Linked DNA regions of Homo sapiens: all the other regions are linked to region 5. The links are chromatin loops, found by intact Hi-C in ENCODE. Cell type or tissue: heart right ventricle. All regions are shown on one strand. Region 1 overlaps LINC01581 (long intergenic non-protein coding RNA 1581). Region 2 has its middle 59 kb from the start of RGMA. Region 3 has its middle 85 kb from the start of CHASERR. Region 4 overlaps LINC01581 (long intergenic non-protein coding RNA 1581). Region 5 has its middle 12 kb from the start of LINC01581.

Region 1 (4,000 bases), 110 kb before region 5:
TGGTATTTGATATATAAAAATATATATGTATATATTTGTATATACAAACCTAGAACATATATAATGAGAATATATGACTACTATATATACTATAACATATACCTACTATATTCTATATACTATATATAGAATATTATATACTATATATACTACTATATTCTATATATAGAATATTATATGCTATATATACTACTATTTTCTATATATAGAATACTATATACTATATATACTAATATATAATATATTAGCATATATTATATTATTAACATACACTCTATATATGATATAATGTATATATTTATATAATATAATGTATTATATATTAAATATATATATGAGAATATATATTGTATATGTATACTATATATAGATCTATAATATATATCTAATATATTCTCATTATATATTATATATAATTATATATCCTATATAATATATAGAATATAGTTGTGTATGTATAGTATATAGTATTCTATATATAGAATATAGTAGTATATATAGTATATAATGTTCTCTATATAGAATATAGTAGTATATATAGTATATAATGTTCTCTATATAGAATATAGTAGTATATATAGTATATAATATTCTATATGTAGTATATAGAATATAATAGTTGTATGCTATAGTATATATAGTAGTTATATATTCTCATTATATATGTTCTAGATTTATATATATAAATATATGCATATGTAATTTTTATATGAAATATCATGTCACTAGAGCATAAGCTCTTCAGAAACAGTTCTTCAATACATCTCAGGTGCCTAGAATAGTGCCTGACATAAAGTACACACAAAATAAATACACTTATTGTTGAATGATTGTTGCATGTCCCAGGTGCTGCATATTTGAACAGAAAGCATAGACCATGCAGCATTCTCCATTCTCCTTCTGCTGCCCCCTCCCCTTCACACAATGCTGCATACAGACCCAGTTGTTCACAAACAAACTTCTTGCAGGCACCTTTAAACCCCAGGCGATTCAGCTTGTAAAAAATCATGTCTGCCTGGCTCCCTAGTAAAAAGACTTCAATCAGATTAGCTCTATGAGATGGGGGCATAGATTGATAGATGGATAGAGTTTGTATTCAAAAGCTATTCCCAAATAGCCTTTTGGTTGCCTTTCTAAAGTTCTTCAGACTGCTCCAAACATTGTTGTTGATAGCTATCAACAGCAAGGCTCCAGAAATGGACATAGAAGGTACATCGTGCCATCATAGAGGACAGATGATACTTTAAGGCTCATTCTGATCTGGAAGTGCTGTTTATTACACCTGCACGATGAGTTTGGGTACCAGATTTGGATCACCTTATTTGGAGTTAGTTTAAACAAGGGGATGTTGTTTCTATGTTTCTGCAGACTTTCATGTGTGTGAGAGGGAGACTAACTGTGGTTATCATTTGACCCAGACCGCTTCCTGAATCAGTCTTATAAGAAGTTTCCCCATTCTTTTTTTTTTTTCTTTTGAGACCAAGTTTCACTCCATTGTCCAGGCTGGAGTGTAGTAGCACGATCTCGGCTCACTGCAACCTCCACCTCCCGGGTTCAAACAGTTCTCCTTCCTCAGCCTCCTGAGTAGTTGGGATTACAGGTGCACACCATCACACCCAGCTAATTTTTGTACTTTTAGTAGAGATGGGGTTTCACCACGTTGGCCAGGCTGATCTCAAACGCCTGACCTGAAGTGATCCACCAGCCTTGGCCTCCCAAAGTGTTGATATTACAGGCGTGAGCCACTGCGCCCGGCCAAGAAGTTCCCTCATCTTTAACTCTTGTGTAATTGCTGTTTTCACTGAAACACAGTTTGCTCAGAGTGGAAGGCAGCTGGGCTGTTTGCTCCTCCTTGGTTCGCAACAAGACAGAACTTGGCCTGAGAGGAGGGCGGGGGATTTATTTGAATAGCATTCCTGAGGAAGACAGGGCCTGTGCGCTAGAACCTTGGATTTCTGGAGTCACCTTGGAGAGGCATTCAGGCTGATAGTAGCTAAATCCCCTGTAAGAAATGCCGTGACTCAACATTCTTATGCTCTGGGGCATAGTGCCTTCATCTTCAGAGTTCTGGACTCTAATCCTGAAGAGTGTGTGCTGGTCCAGAACCTCAGAGATACTCCCTACATGGTTTACATATGAGTAACAATGCTTTGTGTTTTCAGTTTATTCCCAAAAAGGTGAAGGTGAGTGAGTGCATGGGGTAGAAAGAGGGACACTCCCTCTTGTTATCTCCATCACATATCACATTTGCAAACTGATATATCACAAATACTGCACACATAAATTTCTTAGGGTATAAGCCTTTTTTTTTTTTTTTTTCAAATTTTTGAGGCAGAATCTCTCTTGTCGCCAAGGCTGGAGTGCAGTAGCGCAATCTCAGCTTACTGCAACCACCACCTCCTGGATTCAAGCAATTCTCCTGCCTCAGCCTCCCAAGTAGCTGGGATTACAGGCACCCACCACCACACCTGGCTAATTTTTTTGTATTTTTAGTAGACACAGGGTTTCACCATGTTGGCCAGGCTGGTTTCGAACTTCTGGGCTCAAGTGATCCACCTGCCTCAGCCTCCCAAAGTGCTAGGATTACAGGCATGAGCCAACATGCTCAGCCACATTCACTGACTTTTATTACATTGTTGTCATCAAGCACATAGAAAGTCTGACATTTGCTTTATTAAGTGGACTATCTGCTGTCCAATCTGAAGGTAAAATCAATTATGATTTTAGGTTCCATTCTTACAGTCCCACCACTAAGTTTCCCAACTACACCCTACCATTTTCTGCTGTTAAATTGTTGTCTGGATTCCACTCAATGATGTGCTGATAAATGTTTAATGACCAGCTCTCTGGGGAAAAATGCAGATAAAAGTATAAACACATTGAGAGGTGAAGCCAGCTGGACCTCCTGGGTGGAGTGGGGACTTGGAGAACTTTTCTGTCTTACAAGAGGTTTGTAAAATGCACCAATCAGTGCTCTGTAAAAACGCACCAATTGGCGCTCTGTAGCTAGCAAGAGGTTTGTAAAATGCACCAATCAGCGCTCTGTAAAATGGACCAATCAGCATTCTGTAAGATGGACCAATCAGCAGGATTCTAAAGGTAACCAATCACAGGGAGGATTGAGAAAAGGGCAGTCTGATAGGACAGAAACAGGACATGGACGGGGACAAGTAAGTTAATAAAAGCTGGCCACCCTAGCCAGCAGTGGCCCGCTGGGTCCCATTCCATGCTGTGGAAGCTTTGTTCTTTCACTCTTCACAATAAATCTTGCTGCTGCTCACCCTTTGGGTAGTGCCACCTTTAAGAGCTGTAACACTCACCGTGAAGGTCCGCAGCTTCATTCTTGAAGTCAGGGATACCACGAACCCACAGGAAGGAACCAACTCCGGACACCACATGTTTATTATAAATTTATCCATATAAAGGATATGTGGCAAACAGCTGATAAATAATAATAAAATATACAGTACTCTTTATTATAAATTCCATATCACTAGCTGTTTCTCACAGAATGCTATTGTTGATTTTGTCTGACTTCCTGTATCTATAGCCAACCTAAAACTGCAATTGATTAACCAAGTGAAGTTTCAACATGAATATTGATGTGTTCTTTTACTTGAGTTAATCAAAGGGAAGCGAATTAATCAAGATGTATGTCAAAATTCTTACTCATTTTTTTTTGAGTCAGATAATAGTTTTCCGATACTACAAAATATAATCTCGTTAATTTCCTATGCAATTCACCATGTAACGGCTACAGACTTGACATATTTTAAGTTTATTTTACATTATAAATAGTTGCTCCATAGTCATTTTCTTAAGTCGAGACAAGCAGCAAAATAATAGACCAAGGTTGTGTTTGTAGCTTTTTTCAATTTTCATCGTGTAAGTATTCTCACCATGGTGGATTTTAGGCTGCCAGTCTGATGTCACTGAAAGTAGACTTGGGAAGAGAGACAGAGTATCTCATATTACATAGTATTTCCACTATGTAGGTAAA
Region 2 (4,000 bases), 1.1 Mb before region 5:
TCTTAAATCTTGATACCAAATAAGCCATGTGTCTACTGAGAGCTGAGCTGTCAACTGCTGTGACTCCGCTCCGTCAGCCCAGGGGACTTGGACGCAGGGGCCCTTGCCAGCCCTGGCCCGCGCTGGAGCGGGAGGCTGGGATTTTTAGTTCACGTAGTTCTTGAGAAAGACGAAGAAAAGCTGAGGGCTCTTGGTGCCCATCAAGAAACGACTCACAATCGTGTTGTAACTCATGACTCAGCTGGAACAATTTGGGGAAACTTTAAGAACAAGTACTGCAATAATCAGCTTATTATGACTTACAATAGCAACAAGGCTTCGAAACTGCCAGCTGCCAAAACGCCTGCCTTTTACTGGAAGCGGCCGGCCCAGGGCCCCTGCCTCCTCCCTCCTCCCTGGCAGGGCCTCGCACGCCTGGCATCACGGCAAGCCCTCCTCAGTCAGCGCCAACAGAAAGGTCACTTATTGAAACCCAAGTCCCTGCAGTTTGCCAGACCAGAGTCGGCTCCAGATTCCAACCTGTGGCTTTTAAAGGCGCAGGACCAGCTCTGATGTGAGGCGTTGCCTTAACTGAAGCCCCCTGCACCAGTCCTTTCTGTCATATCTCATGGGACCCATTTGGTCTCCCAGCCCACCTCAAATCTGTTCTGATCAGTGAGCGGGTGGGGAGGAGAAGGTGCAGCTGGATTCAGTGAAAGTTCCATCCTGCAGAAACCTGGGCACTAATTGAGGAGCTGTTCCCGCTGCTGCCGGTGGGCCCCTCCCCCAGGCTTGACGTCTTGGGGGTGTTCTGGTCAGTTCTGCTGGCGTGTGATGTGGTGGATGACAGTGTGCTCAGGCCACCTGGTTTTGCGCTGAGCCTCCTGCTGTCTGGCTTTGTGTGGGAACATGGACCAGTCCATGGCCTAAAGGCTTCTTACCTCGAAGATGGGCAGAACAATATCCACTTCCGGAACATCACACGTGAGCTTCCTCTTAATTTCTTTAGTGACCTAAGAAGGAATTGTTGCTAAAACACGGGCCCCGTTAACCACAGGCACTGTGGTGGCCCTCGGGGCGTTGGGGGGCTGTAAAGGGGCCTCCCGAGTCAGCGCATTGCCCCCATGTGGTCCCTCCCCATGTTCAGCTGGGTGATCACCTTGCATCTTCACCTGCAAAGGAAGGAGGCCGCTTCTTGGGTTCATGCGGTTTTTAAGTGAGAGTGTGCACAGTGGAAAAGGAAAAGGTTTGTAACCCTAAGGGCGACCTGGAAGAGACAGCATTCAAAGTCCTTGGCTGGGGAATGGGTGGAGAGGGTTGAGTCAGAGGGCAGCTGGATGGGTTGAGGCAGACTAAGGACAGAGCTTGCCCGGCCTGGAGGGCAGGCCCGGTGAGCACCGGGCCCAGCACCTCCCACTCCAGAGACTGCAAGACAAGCGAGCTGCCCTCTTGGAGCCCCATTGGCCAGGGCTTCTGGAAAGCCGCAGCTTGCTGTGCGGGGAGACTAAACCCCAGCAGGAAGGCCCAGCAGGGACTAGAACCCCCAGGAGCTCATAGTCTCATGGGGGAGACACTGCTGGAACCAGACAGTTATGGGAGAGGACGTTTTCCTTGAACCAGGTCTCCAGCCCCTCCTGTGGGCTGGTCCTGCTCCAGGAGCTGGACCCGCGCAGTGAACCAGGAGGATAAGGGCCCTGGCCCCTTGGAGTTGGTATTCTAGCTGGGGTAGGGGTTGGGGGCGGGCCCTAGAGAAGCAAACAGTAAGAGGACAAACGTCACATGAGTGCCAGGGAGAAAACAGCCAGAGGTAGAGGGACAGGGTCGTGAAAATCCTGGATCTGGGCAAACTTCAACCCCTACTCAGACGGCCAAGCCCTGGCGATGAGGATGGGCGGTCAGGAAGGCACGTGGGCCAGCGGGTGGGTGCCGGGCATGGCTGGACAGACTGGATTTGAACATTGGCTCTGTCTCTTACCAGCTGGTGTTGTGGAGCACATTCTCTATCTCCAAGCCTTAACTACAAATAGATACTGACAGCTTCTCACCAGGCTGGGCAGGGACAAGTGAGGTCCCTGAGGTGCATGTCAGGTGGGCTCGGCAGCTGTCATGATCAAAGGGTGGCACTGGGGCCTGTGCGGTGTTTGGGATCAGCTCCCACTCTCTGAAGCCTAGACTGAGGGCCCCTGAGCGAATGTGGTTCTAGAACCATCCTGCAGAGGGCAGCAGATTTCCACAAACAGCCTGCCCGGCACCCAACACCTAAACCCAACCCAGGGAAGGTTCCGGGCTCTTCCCTTGCCCGGGTGGGTCTCTCCCCCTTGGAGCCCACAACAAAGCCCCCCACACCCCAGGAGATGTGGAGCCACGTGGCTTCCGCAGGAAGGGAGACGGACGGGGAAGAGAGGGGCAGAGGCTGCAGGGAGAGGCAGCCTCACTGCCCTCCAAGAGCAGGGGACGCGAGGGGACAGGCTGCCCCGTCCCCAGCCTCCTTCATCCCTACTTCCAGCCCTTGTGCGGGGACGCACAGGGGGTCCTGCTCTGCAGTCCAGCCTCTCCTTCCTCCCACCTGGGAGGGGCAACTGTAGGGACCCTTCTGAGCCACAAGGCCCCCCTGGCATCACCGGCTGTTCTCGGTGACCTTCACCTTAATGTCCAAGCGCCCTGGTTTGGGTCTGGGGCCCTCTGTGACCTGCCCCTGCTGGCCACTCGAACCTTCTTGAGTCCCCTCACTGCAACCAGCCCCAGCTGCTCTCGGCCTCAGGTGGAGGAGGCCAGCTCCGCCTCTAGGGCATGGTCCCTTTCTTCCTCCTCCATCACCTCCATCTGCCCGCTGAGCACCTGGTGGTCTTCAAGAATCAATTCCGGCCATCTCTGGCTCTGCTGTTCCCATCTCCATGCCTGCTGGTGTCTTCCCCAGGCATCCCACAGATGCCGTCAGAGCCCCTGGCGCCCCCACCTGAACGAGGCTCCCTCGGAAAACCCAGGTTCTGTTCCTCTCTAGCTCCGCTTCCTGCCTCCACAGGTGCAGGTGAGAGGTGACAGCGTGCTGGCAGCCCTCAGAGCCCTCGCTTGCTCTCAGCACCTCCCCTGCCTGGGCTCTCACTTTGGCGGCATTTGAGGAGCCCTTCAGCACCCCCTGCACTGTGGGAGCCCCTTTCTGGGCTGGCCAAGGCTGGAGCCCACTCCCTCAGCTTGCAGGGAGGTGTGGAGGGAGAGGCGCAAGCGGGAACCTGGGCTGCGTGCGGCACTTGCAGGCCAGCTGGAGTTCCGGGTGGGCGTGGGCTTGGCGGGCCCCGCACTCGGAGCAGCCAGCCAGCTCTGCTGGCCCCGGGCAATGAGGGACTTAGCACCCAGGCCAGTGGCTGCGGAGGGTGTACTCGGTCCCCCAGCCGTGCCGGCCCACCGGCGCTGCGCTCGATTTCTCGCCGGGCCTTAGCTGCCTTCCCGTGGGGCAAGGCTCGGGACCTGCAGCCCACCATGCCTGAGCCTCCCACCCACTCCATGGGCTCCTGTGCGGCCCGAGCCTCCCCGACGAGCACCACCCTCTGCTCCACGACGCCCAGTCCCACTGACCACCCGAGGGCTGAGGAATGCGAGCGCACCGCGCGGGACTGGCAGGCAGCTCCACCTGCAGCCCCGGTGCGGGATCCACTAGGTGAAGCCAGCTGGGCTCCTGAGTCTGGTGGGGACGTGGAGAGTCTTTATACCTAGCTCAGGGATTGTAAAAACACCAATCAGCACCCTGTGTCTAGCTCAGGGTTTGTGAGTGCACCAATCGACACTCTGTATCTAGCTGCTCTGGTGGGGATGTGGAGAGTCTTTATGTCTAGCTCAGGGATTGTAAATACGCCAATCAGCACCCTGTGTTTAGCTCAAGGTTTGTGAGTGCACCAGTCGACACTCTGTATCTAACTAATCTGATGGGGACGTGGAGAACCTTTGTATCTAGCTCAGGGATTGTAAACGCACCAATCAGCGCCCTGACAAAACAGGCCACTCGGCTCTACCAATCAGCAGGATG
Region 3 (4,000 bases), 1.3 Mb before region 5:
AAAAAAAAAAAAAAAAAAAAAAACAGGCGGCCTCTGGCGGGCCTCCAGCCAGTTAGACCATTTGACTAGGACGTGTGCAGCTCAGCCAGCCACAGAACTGGAATTTTTCAGGAGCAGGGGGAGCATGGAGTTTGGACTTTGCTGAGCAACTGAAGTGGAGCGCAGAGCTTGCTCGCTTAGGAGAGGGCAGCATGGATGGCAAACAAGGGGGCATGGATGGGAGCAAGCCCACGGGGCCAAGAGACTCTCCTGACACCAGGCTTCTTTCAAACCCATTGATGGGTGATTCTGTGTCTGATTGGTCTCCTATGCCTGAAGCTGCAATCTACGGACATCAGCTGTCTCTGAGGAACCTCATCAGCCACGGGTGGCTTGTGAACATCATCATGGCAGATCATGTTTCCCCACTCCATGAAGCCTGTCTCAGAGGTCATCCCTCTCGTGTAAAGATTTTATTAAAGCATGGAGCTCAGGTGAATGGCGTGACAACAGACTGGCACACTCCACTGTTTAATGTTTGTATCAGCAGCAGCTGGGATTATGCTTCTGCAGCATGGAGCCAGCGTTCAACCTGAGAGTGATCTGGCATCCCCCGTCCATGAAGCTGCTAGGAGAGGCCACGTGGAGTGTGTCGACTCTCTTACAGCTTATAGGGGCAAAAATGACCATAACATCAGCCACGTGGGCACTTCACTGTATTTGGCTTGTGAAAACCAGCAGATAGCCTGTGTCAAGAAGCTTCTGGAGTCAGGAGCAGACCTGAACCCAGGGAGAGGTTCCCCACTTCATGCAGTGGCCTTCATGAAGGCCCTCATGAAGGATTCCCCACTTCATGCAGTGGCCAGGACAGCCAGTGAAGAGCTGGCCTGCCTGCTCATGGATTTTGGAGCAGACACCCAGGCCAAGAATGCTGAAGGCAAATGTCATGTGGAGCTGGTGCCTCCAGAGAGCCCTTTGATCCAGCTCTTCTTGGAGAGAGAAGGGCCCCCTTCTTTTGATGCAGTTATGCCTAGAAATCAGAAGGGCTTTGGAATCCAGCAGCATCATAAGATAACCAAAGTCGTCCTCCCAGAGGATCTGAAATGGTTTCTCCTACATCTTTGTATGTATCAATGGAATGGATTCACAAACAATGTGAAAACATTATTGAGTGTTGTAGCCACTAGAATTTTAAAATCAAGTTAGGTTTATAGAGTTTGACTAGTTTTTTCGATTAGATTTGTATTAGTTATAAATTTGTTCATAGAGTTTGACTAATTTTTTCGATTAGATTTGTATTTGTTAAACTCTGAAGCCAGAGTTTAAACACACTGCATACGTTTGTATGATTAGTTAGAAGGCATGAAGACTTTTTTCCCTGCTTGGAGACTGTCTAAAATAACAGCTATTGTTTTGCATATCCACTGCAGGCCAAGCACTTTCAGCATCATCTAATTCAGCCCTCACAGCAACTGGGTCAATCTGTCCAATTTCCCAGGGCAAGGATAGAGGAGTCAGATTCAAATACAGGTTTTCTGACGTTAACTTATGTGATGATTTGATCAAAGCAGGATTTTCCAGCATCACTATCCTTGTTCCATCTCTGCTATATGGGAATGAAAATAAAGAAATGTATTTCAAAAAAATAAAAAGAAAAGAAAAACAGAGACGGTCTCCTGGAGTTGAATTCAGGTCTCCTCCTTAGATGGTGACCATGGGAAAGCAGCTTACACTCCCTTTGCTGGCGTAACCAGCAGGTACTGCTGTAAACTTCCTGGTACAATACCTGAAACAAGGCAAACACTCAACAGATATCTTGCATATATTGATTCCCTTCTCTGCCAGTACAGTAACATCATTGAGAATGGACCCAGCAGTATAATAACATCAGTCACCACTAGATGGCAGTAATGGCACTAAGTAATTAGTTATTAAGATGTCCTTTTTAACAAAATGAAGTAGCTAAACAACTACAAAAAAAAGACTGGTCCCTCTTAGACCTAAGTATTATTTCTATTACCTAGCTTTTACTCATTATTTCATTCAGCAAATATGTATTCAATGCCTACTATGTGTCAGGCACCACAGCAGGCAGTTAGGATACTAGGCTCAGCCAAGGAAGACACAGTACCTGCGCACACAGACCTTAAGGGGTAGGTAGGAAAACGGACAAAGAATCACACCAGTAAGATACCACAGCATAGTAAGTGCTGTGAGAGTACATAAGGAAGAAGCAGCCTGATGCGGGGAAAGGAAGGTGTCCCTGAGAAGCAGATGAGAAAAAGATGAAGGAGCCAAGATCCAAGGCAGATAGACGAGAGGTGAGGGGTGGAAACGGGGTCCCCAAGAAGAGCTTGCCAAAGGCTCAGGAGCAGGCTGGGGCCTGCTGCTGGAGGGACATGCAGAGGCCAGGGCTTGCATGCCTCAGGAGCCTTATTCAAGTTGGGAAGTTTTGTCTTTTTTTTTTTTTTTTCTTAAAAAAAAAAAGGCCTGGCGCGGTGGCTTACGCCTGTAATCCCAGCACTTTGGAAGGCTGAGTCAGGTGGATCACGACGTCAGGGGTTCAAGACCAGCCTGGCCAAGACGGTGAAACCCTGTCTCTACTAAAAATACAAAAAAATTAGCTGGGCGTGGTGGCAGGCACCTGTAATCCCAGCTACTCCGGAAGCTGTGGCAGAGAATTGCTTGAACCCAGGAGTCGGAGGTTGCAGTGAGCCGAGATCGTGCCACTGCACTCCAGTCTGTGCGACAGAGTGAGACTCCGTCTCAAAAAAAAAAAAAAGAGAGAGAGAGAGGCAGGCCAGGTGCGGTGGCTCACACCTGTAACCCCAACACTTTGGGAGGCCGAGGCAGGCAGATCACTGGAGGTCAGGAGCTTGAGACAACATGGTGAAACCCCATCTCTACTAAAAATACAAAAATTAGGCCGAGTGTGGTGGCTCACACCTGTAATCCCAGCACTTTGGGAGACTGAGGCGGGTGGATCACTTGAGGTCAGGAGTTCAAGACCAGCCCAGCCAACATGGCAAAACCCTGTCTCTACTAAAAATACAAAATTAGCCAGGCTGGTGGAGCGTGCCTGTAATCCCAGCTACTCGGAAGGCTGAGGCAGGAGAATCACTTGAACCCAGGAGGCGGAGGTTGCAATGAGCCAAGATTGTACCACTGGACTCCAGCCTGGACAAAAAGACCAAAACTTGGTCTCAAAATAAATAAATAAATAGATAAATTAATAAAAATACAAAAATTAGCTGGGCATGGTGGTGCATGCCTGTAGTCCAAGCTACTTGGGAGGCTGAGGCACAAGAATCACTTGAGCCTAGGAGGCGGCGGTTGCAGTGAGCCGAGATCGTGCCATTGCACTCCAGCCTGGGAGACAGAGCAAGACCCTGTCTCAAAAAAAAAAAAAAAAAAAAGAATGTTAAAGAAAAATTATTATTTATGACATTTGTTAAAAGGTGCTAAGGCAGACTTTATCCAAAAGGGGCCACAGTGATAGGTGTAGGGACCACTGCCACAGGGTCTTGCAGTGGGGACGAGAGATTGGACTCAACCCTGACTTCAACAAAGACAAGGGGAGATTTATACCCAAGGAGCACGATCTCAGCTCACCACAACCTCTGCCTGCCAGGTTCAAGCAATTCTCCTGCCTCAGTCTCCCACACACCCAGGTAATTTTGTATTTTTAGTATAGATGAGGTTTCAACATGTTGGTCAGGCTGGTCTCGAACTCCTGACCTCAAGTGATCCACCCACCTCAGCCTCCCAAAGTGCTGGGATTACAGGCATGAGAAGCCACGCCTGGCCTCAGATGAGACTCTTGTAATGCTTTTGTTTTTGTTTTCGTTTTTGTTTTTGAGATGGAGTCTTGCTCTGTCGCCGAGGCTGGAGTGCAGTGGCACGATCTTGGCTCACTGCAACCTCTGCCATCCCAGTTCCAGCGATTCTCCTGCATCACCCTCCCGAGTAGCTGGGATTATAGGTGTGTCTCACCACGCCCAGCTAATTTTTGTATTTTTAG
Region 4 (4,000 bases), 120 kb before region 5:
ATTGGCAGGCAGAGGCTGCAAATCTAATTCTATCTGCTTAGACTTAAGGGTTCCGGGCACTAAGCAACCCTGCTTTTCACTCACATTACATCTTTTGGCTGCTACAGGCCATTGTTTACTCCTGGAGACTTCTCATTTGGCTCTGCAAATTCCATTTTATTTTTTTTTTTAATGAGAAATCATTTATTTTTTGACTACCTTTCCAAGTACCTGGATAATCCCTAAAAGTAGTACTCATAAACCCATGGAGAAGTTGTAAGACCTGATGTTTTTCTTGTAGTAGATGGAGTATTTGCTATGAACAGCAACATGATGGCTTATTTCCAAGGACTTTCCTCTCTTGCTCTCCTCCTTTCCCCGTCTCCTCATACACACACAGACACACACACACACACACACACACACACACACCACACACATTCATGCTCTCGATCTCACATGCACATATGGCTCACTTGCCCTAAATACAGTGAAAGAGATTTTACATTATTTAATTCATTTTGAGAGAGAGACTGACTTGATTCCTGCTGGTGATTAGCATGACTACAAATGCATGTGAAGCAGGACGGATGGCTAATTCTCCTGCCCTACAATTCAACTTAAACCATAATTCCTAAGATAGATTTCTTCTCTCAATATTAATGGGAACCAGATGCCTCTTGTTAATAATAATGTATGCTCAGGAAAAGAGAGACAGAGAGATTTTTTTTGTTTTGTTTTTCAAAAAATATTAGTGCTGTCTAGCAAGGAAGAATGTATAATTTATACTTAAAAATATATATTTGTGTTGAAATATAGATTTGTATTGAAAAATGTATATTTGTATGGAAATATAGATTTGTATTGATAATCTACCATCATTCAGGTAAGACCTACCTACATTATTTACCTCCCTGCAAGTAGGTAACATAGAATGTGAAAGAGACTTTTCTTTTGAGTTTATGCACTTTGTTCTTTATTTAGTGATATGATTCTCTCTCTCATACAATAAGAGATCAATACGAATGTTAACATGAGTTACTATTTTCCCACTTTATATGACATTTTAAATTTTAATTCCATTTGAGTTGTGATACTAACAGATGAGAAGGTACATGTGTTATTACCATGCAAATTATTTAATTTTTAATTAGGTCAATTCATAGGCAAAACAATACAAAATAAGGCTTATTCTGAAATAGTTACCTCATTTAGAAATTTGAGCGTAGACTGGCCATTTGAACAAGCTTCCTTTATTTCCATTGCCATATGCGGTTGTTCAGTTCTTTTCAAAATAAACTAAGTACTGCCTGCTGTGCACATGTGTTTGTCAGAACCATCCATTCTTGAGTAAGATTTAGGGGTAAAGCACACCAACCAGCAGCCTAATTATTCCAGAGTTTCAAGGTATCCATTCACATGCTCCAATCTGTCCACACTAGAATGAGGGAAATCCCACTGTGTGTCCTTAGGCAAGTCCCTAGACATTGCTGTGTCTTGGTCTCCTCACCTGTAAATGCTGGAAGACAATAATAGCTATCTCACATGATTCTCATGCAGTTTAGGTGAGAAAATACGTATCATTGTCTTCAGCAGCCCTTGGCATAAAATAGGAGATTGATGCGCTTTGGCTGTAATAATTATGATATTATTAATCAAGCAAAATATAACACAACAATAATTTATTGTCCCTTTCACCTTAAAGGGACAAATTATTCCCTTTTCAGATATTCTATAGCACAAATTTTCTGTGCAATCATAGAAGTGTTCAATTTGCTATCGCTTTGCTATATATCATGGTCTTACATGATCACTGTCTCACATAATCATTTAATATATAATATTGTTATATATCATAATTATAATTTTTGTTTTGCTTGTAGCTGAATTTGTTCTCTGCATCACATCTGATAGTCATAAAATTCCAACAAATGGGATGAAACAGAAATGTGCAGCTAGATGTCATATTTTGGGCATCACTAGAGGGAGCCAGAGGTAACAGAGCAATCACGTTTCCCAAAGTAAACTTCATTATGCATTAACAATATTTGCCAAATGTTGATAGCATATCTACAGTAAATACATTATGTAAACTTGTCCCTTGGTTCTAAAGATGTGTACAATATAATCACAGGTCTCAAGGAATTTATAATCTAATCAAAGAAACAAATAATATACATTAAAAACCCATTAAATGATCATGTAAGACGATATATAGCAAAGCAATCACAAATTGAATGCTTCTACGATCTCTCAGACGATTTGTGCTATAGAATGCCTAAAAAGGAAATTATTTGTCCCTTTAAGGTGAAATAACCTGGGAATGTTTCATGCATAAATACGGGCATTGAATAGGGTTTAGAGTACCAGAATCAGCATCCGGACTAGTGGAACCTTTAAAGGATGCAAGGAGTGATGCTGTGAATGTGCCCATCTCCCTCTCATGGAGGGCTCCTGTTTACTACTCTACTCCTTTATCCCTAGGGCATGGATCTGACTCAGCTACTCCCCATGTTAAATGTGGTAAATGGTTCCAACTGCTTCCTGGATTAAACTAAATGTTATAGCCTGGCATCACATGCCTACATTATTTTATTTAGAAGTAAGAATGTAAAGGTATACTTTTCAAGTCAAGGTATAGCTTGACTATAAAAGGGGCTAGCAGGTCATGCGTGGGCTAAATGTTAGGGACAGCGGGGACCCACGGAAGGTTTTTGAGCAGTTGAATATCTTGACTTAGTATCAGTATTAAAATAATTGTATAGGCACAAAATCGATGAATTTATTACCCAAAATTCTTATTCAATTCACTACCTTAAATCCAACTCCACTCATTGGTAGAAATTGAGTTACCAGTAAAATGCTAGTTTTTATGCTTCTTCAAAATTAGTGTAAAAATATGAAAACCAAAAACAATGTCATAAATCTTTCAGGTGTCTTGTCTTCCTTATCCTTTTGGGGTCTGGGGATTGGGGCAGCAACCTTATCAATAGTGGAAGTTACTTTTCCTCACAGACCCATTCAACTTGGAGCATGCCAGTTGTGAAGGTGTTATAGGTTTCCAAGAAATAGGAGCTTGAGAAATAAAGAAAGGAGTATCAATGAAATTTAAAGGGATTTTTTTTCTCTCTCTTAGAAAAACCAAGAATTCACATAAGGTGAGGAACGCTAGTTACTGGAAGGGGAGGAGTGTAATTTCCAAACAGCCTCATCACTGTACAGGATGATCAAGCAAAGCCTTATGACGGTACTGGCCCTTAAAAAACAGCCACTTGGAATAAAAAGTAGCCCTCATAGAGTTAACTTATCTGTGAAAAACCCATTGTCACTTCCTAGATTCTGAGATTTCTAAAAGTATAAAATGTATCATGTAACTTGGAGTATCTAACATGACTTGAGTTTCCACTGAGCATGAAAGTCATTTTTACATCTTTTCAAGTATTAAAGCATGTTTTTAACACTCACTAGCCTACCGAATTCCCCTTCTAGCCTTTCCTATCTTCATGGCACCCAACAGCTATTTTAGAGCAACTGTTCTACTCGAGGCACCCGGTAACTGCAGGAGATTTATGGAGAAACAAGTCATAGCCCTTGCTCACAAGCGGCTGAACTGACTAACCACAGGGATGATACAAGGAAACAAATGCCTATCATGTCCAAAGACTAAATAATATGTAGTGGAAATGCACTGGAGGAAGGCTTCTTGTCTCTTTTGAATTAAAACTCTGAAGAAATATTAAAGGTGGAGTAGATAGTAAAGACATGGGACTAGTAGATGAGCAGAAGCATCCTGGAGAAGGAATAATCAGGGCGAATTTTAAAATGAAAACTGCGTGGAACATGTTCAGAGCACAGCAATACTCCAGTTCAGCTAGATGGGAGAATGCGTGAAGGGGAGAACTGAGAGGGACATCATGCGACAGCTAAATGGGATGAAAGCATTCAGGCCTGGGATACCCAGATACGATATTTGGGTTTATTTCAGAAAGCAGTCAGGAGTCGTTTAGAGCATTTGATGTGG
Region 5 (4,000 bases):
CACATTATTAAAGAAAAGGTTATGCTGATGCCATTTTAAATGTTTCATTGCAAAAGAAAAACATCCAAAATCATATTTGTAAGGCCAGCATAATAATCATACCAAATCATAGAAGGTCTGCATAAAAACTGAAGAAATAAAACTTGGTACAGTCTCACATCCTATCAAAGAATTGAGCAGAGCATTATAAGAAAAATATGCTACAGTGAAGAAAAGTTTGTACCAAGATGCAAGAATAGATTCTCAATAGGAAATCTATTAAAAGAACTCACCATATTGAAAGTTCAAGAAAAAGTCATAAATATCTCAACAGACATCAAGATGGCATTTAATGAGTTGATGGCCATGCACAATTTAAAATCAAATTAATCATTTTACTATGCAGCCATAAAAAATGATGAGTTCATGTCCTTTGCAGGGACATGGATGAAATTGGAAATCATCATTCTCAGCAAACTCTCGCAAGAACAAAAAACCAAACACCGCATATTCTCACTCATAGGTGGGAATTGAACAATGAGATCACATGGACACAGGAAGGGGAACATCACACTCTGGGGACTGTGGTGGGGTGGGGGGAGGGGGGAGGGATAGCATTGGAGATATACCTAATGCTAGATGACGAGTTAGTGGGTGCAGCGCACCAGCATGGCACATGTATACCTATGTAACTAACCTGCACATTGTGCACATGTACCCTAAAACTTAAACTATAATAATAATAAAAAAAGAAAAAAAAACAATAACAATCACTTTAAGCATAAAAAAATAAAGTTTTGTTTAAAATTAAAAAATTAATCATTTTATTTCAATAGATAGGTGAACACTTGCTCAACATGTTAAAAATATTATACATATTAAACCAAAGCCAGCCTTATGCTTAATTGTGAAATACCAGAAATATTTACATTAAAGGTACAAACTAGGTGAGGATTTCATCTAATACTACCGGTAAATGGTGGGGCTCCAATGTGAACACAGATCTGTTCTGTCTATTGTGGATAATGATTTCCAAGAAGAATCAAATCAATACATCAATCAATTCATCAATGATACTATTTTGTGAAAAGATAAATTAAAAACCAGTATTATATGTCTTTGTAACAAAACCCCAAAACCATGAAAACTTAGATTTGCATATTTATCTCATATTGATGTGTTTTTATATACACAGAAAAAAGTCTGAAAAATCACACACAAAGTTTTTACCATGATGAGAGAGAGGGGGAGCATTGCAAGGGAATATTAATTACTTTTTATTGTTTATAAAGTGTTTATATATTCTTTGAGGTCCCCCCACTTCCTGTCCCCAAGGGATGTGTATTACTTTCATAATCAGGAAAAATGACAAATTTCCAATATAGACAAAAAATTAAATGAGTCACATAGAAATATTAAGGCAATTATTACTTATGAAAATATTCCTATGGCACAAGTAGAAGCATGATTCCCCCACCAGTAAAGCCAAGAAAAATAATCTAAGGAGATGTTTTAATACTATTTAAAAATTCAAATAGTGGATACTTCTTTTGCAGACTCCTTTGAATAAAACAATACTTTCATCGAAATCTGTGTTCTCTTACGTTGATACGTTGATGAGTGTTTGAGAGATTATTTAAACGTTCTTTTCCCGGGAGAAAACCAAAGGCAAACTGTTGCCGTCCCGGCCCCCAGTCATCCCCTTCTGACCCCCTCCAGCCCAACTTCTGGTCTTCCTAACTCTTCCAGGAACACAGAAGCTGCTAGCTGGCAGGCCGAGGTTGAATTTGGCTCACAGTTGTATTTTGTTTGTCCTGCTGTAAATTACTGGTGTTAGTTGCCAATATTGGAGATTTGGGAAACTCCACAAGAAAATATCCAGTCTTCTTAAAAATCTGGAGACTCTGGTAGGGCTGACCCATAGTCTTGCCTGGGAATGGTCAGAGCCCCGGGCAAGTGCTGCTGGCTGCTTTACAGGAGGCCTCCAGCTCCTGGTGTCCTTGGTCCCCTGAAGGACTGCACCCTAGGGGAATGGATTTGTGCCTTACAAATCGTTACAAACCTTACAAACCTTTCAAAGCCTGCATCTAGCCCTCATCTGAAGTCATTAACCATTGACAAAGATGGATTGTGTCATCCTATTCGTGGAAATTTTTCATTTTATGAGAAAGCAAACCTATAAAAACATTTCTGCTCACATTTCAGGTACTAACCTGTCAAGAGATATACTGTTTTACCTGAAACAACACAAATCCCATAGTGGATGTGATCTTTTAAACAGTCACCTTTAGAAAATTCTGAGAAAGTAAAGCTTGCTTTTAAATCAAGTTGGGTTATAAGGCTTTTTCAATTAGAAAAACAGTCTAAGTAGTTTTTGGAGCCTTCTAGTCAACTCAGAACACCGTGCAATGCTGTCACCTTGTGGCTAAGTCCATGAAATAGCCCCAGCACCATTTCATGAAATCATGTTGCCATCTTGTGGGCTATTCTAAGACAGCATGACGTGTACTAAAGAGCTCAAAGGCCCGGAACTTAACTTGACTATGGAAATAGCCACCAAACGGTTCACAAGTGACACTAACAGTGGCTAATTATCTGTGGATAGCTGCAACATTACCAGTTCAATGTCTATGACGCCATAGAATCTTGGTGCTACAAACAAATGCAGATTTGTACCCAAGAGAGTTGAGAACCAGTTATCTTCGAGAATAAGAGAACGCAATCATGCATCTGAAATGGTTTGGATTAATGATTCTCGACTGTTTTTTGCTGGCTGCTTCAGAATCAACGGAGGTGCTTGTCAGAAACCCATGTCTTGGATTCCAGCTCAGAAACTCTGATTAAGTGTGTCTTGGGCTGATCTCCAATATCTGTATTTTTAAGAACCCATTTGGTGACTTGGTGAGCACTCTGATTCATGAACCTGGGTAACATGCCAGCTAGTGGCACTAGATTACATTCATCTGTGTGTTCAAAATTTGCTGAGTGTTTAGGTGCAGTGTGCTGAGTTAGTTTTGATTTCAAATTAAAGAGCCCTCATTGCTTCAAGATGTGCACTCTTAAATGAGGAGATACAAGCATGCAATTAAAGTAAGAAAGGCAATTTAGATTATGCGAGAGCGTCCAAAGGGTAGCAGAAGAGGGATCCCCACAAGTTTTCTCCAGTGAGAACACAGTGGCTTTCAAGGAACGTACTGTTGACCCTTGACAACACGGGTTTGAATTACATGGATCCACTTATCGGTGGATTTTTTTTTCACCTCTGCCACTCCTGAGACAATAAAACCAACCCCTCCTCTTCTTCCTTCTCCTCAGCCTACTCAATATGAAAATGAAGAGGATAATTTTTATAATGATCTACATCCACTTCCACTTAATGAACAGCAAATATATTTTCTCTTCCTTATGATTGTCTTAATAACATTTTTTTCTCTAACATACTTCATTGTAAGAATACAGTATGTAACACATACACAAAATATTTGTTAATCAACTGTATGTTATTGGTAAGGCTTTTGGTCAACAGTAGACTATTAGTATTTACATTTTTGAGGAATCAAAAATTATATGCAGATTTTCAACTGCAAGGGGTTTGGTGCCTCTAAACCCCTGCATCGTTCAAGAGTCAACTGTGTATAAAGAAAGATCCAGGTACTTGCAAGGCAGACATGTGGGAGTGGAAGGCAAATATCATTCTAAGTAAAGAAAATAAATGCAACATGGTACCAAGGCATGCAGGAGCATGCCATTTCTGAGAATCTATAAGGACTACTATGTTTTTGGCAAACAATAATGGAAACGACCCAAAGGAGCAAGGAACCACATCCATAGGCTTGTAGACCTTGCCAAAAAGTGGACATTTCATCATGTAAAGGAGCCACAGGGCATTTGCACAGAGAGAGACAATATCCAACTTGTGTTTACAATAAGTAAACACAATAATGTTTGTGTTTGGACTATTGGACATCGCTTTATTTTGCTTTGCAGATATTGTGTGTATGTGTGTGTGTGTTTTACAAAT

What was found. A loop is a pair of places that touch in the nucleus more often than their neighbours do. Peaks named below come from ENCODE experiments on the same cell type or tissue, not always from the same donor. Only the 100,000 strongest peaks of a DNase experiment are listed, where the experiment ranks them.
Region 1: a loop joins it to region 5, with 3 times the contacts of the local background. A loop is called at or near these places in 47 of 110 quality-filtered maps.
Region 2: it touches region 5 in a loop (10-fold over the local background); 96 of 110 quality-filtered maps call a loop at or near these places.
Region 3: it touches region 5 in a loop (8-fold over the local background); 16 of 110 quality-filtered maps call a loop at or near these places.
Region 4: a loop joins it to region 5, with 3 times the contacts of the local background. A loop is called at or near these places in 49 of 110 quality-filtered maps.

What each region holds. Positions count from the first base shown.
Region 1 is chr15:94,003,049-94,007,048 of GRCh38, forward strand. The region is part of intron 2 of LINC01581 (long intergenic non-protein coding RNA 1581); the gene reads right to left. Among named protein-coding and RNA genes, the nearest start is that of LINC01581, 100 kb to the right of the region's middle. In heart right ventricle, no CTCF peak of the experiment used is centred here; a DNase peak (open chromatin) is centred at 1,803; H3K27ac peaks cover 1,334 bases.
Region 2 is chr15:93,028,638-93,032,637 of GRCh38, forward strand. No RefSeq gene overlaps it. Among named protein-coding and RNA genes, the nearest start is that of RGMA, 59 kb to the right of the region's middle. RefSeq lists enhancers at 1-315, 3,354-3,858. In heart right ventricle, a CTCF peak has its summit at 2,186 (motif pointing right); DNase peaks (open chromatin) are centred at 414, 764, 1,054 and 2,194; H3K27ac peaks cover 2,668 bases.
Region 3 is chr15:92,795,456-92,799,455 of GRCh38, forward strand. It overlaps the pseudogene ASB9P1. Among named protein-coding and RNA genes, the nearest start is that of CHASERR, 85 kb to the right of the region's middle. RefSeq lists an enhancer at 2,326-2,495. In heart right ventricle, a CTCF peak has its summit at 1,873 (motif pointing right); no DNase peak of the experiment used is centred here.
Region 4 is chr15:93,995,290-93,999,289 of GRCh38, forward strand. The region is part of intron 3 of LINC01581 (long intergenic non-protein coding RNA 1581); the gene reads right to left. Among named protein-coding and RNA genes, the nearest start is that of LINC01580, 97 kb to the left of the region's middle. In heart right ventricle, CTCF peaks have their summits at 1,950 (motif pointing right) and 2,152; no DNase peak of the experiment used is centred here.
Region 5 is chr15:94,117,665-94,121,664 of GRCh38, forward strand. No RefSeq gene overlaps it. Among named protein-coding and RNA genes, the nearest start is that of LINC01581, 12 kb to the left of the region's middle. In heart right ventricle, a CTCF peak has its summit at 2,422 (motif pointing left); DNase peaks (open chromatin) are centred at 1,747 and 2,417; H3K27ac peaks cover 2,012 bases.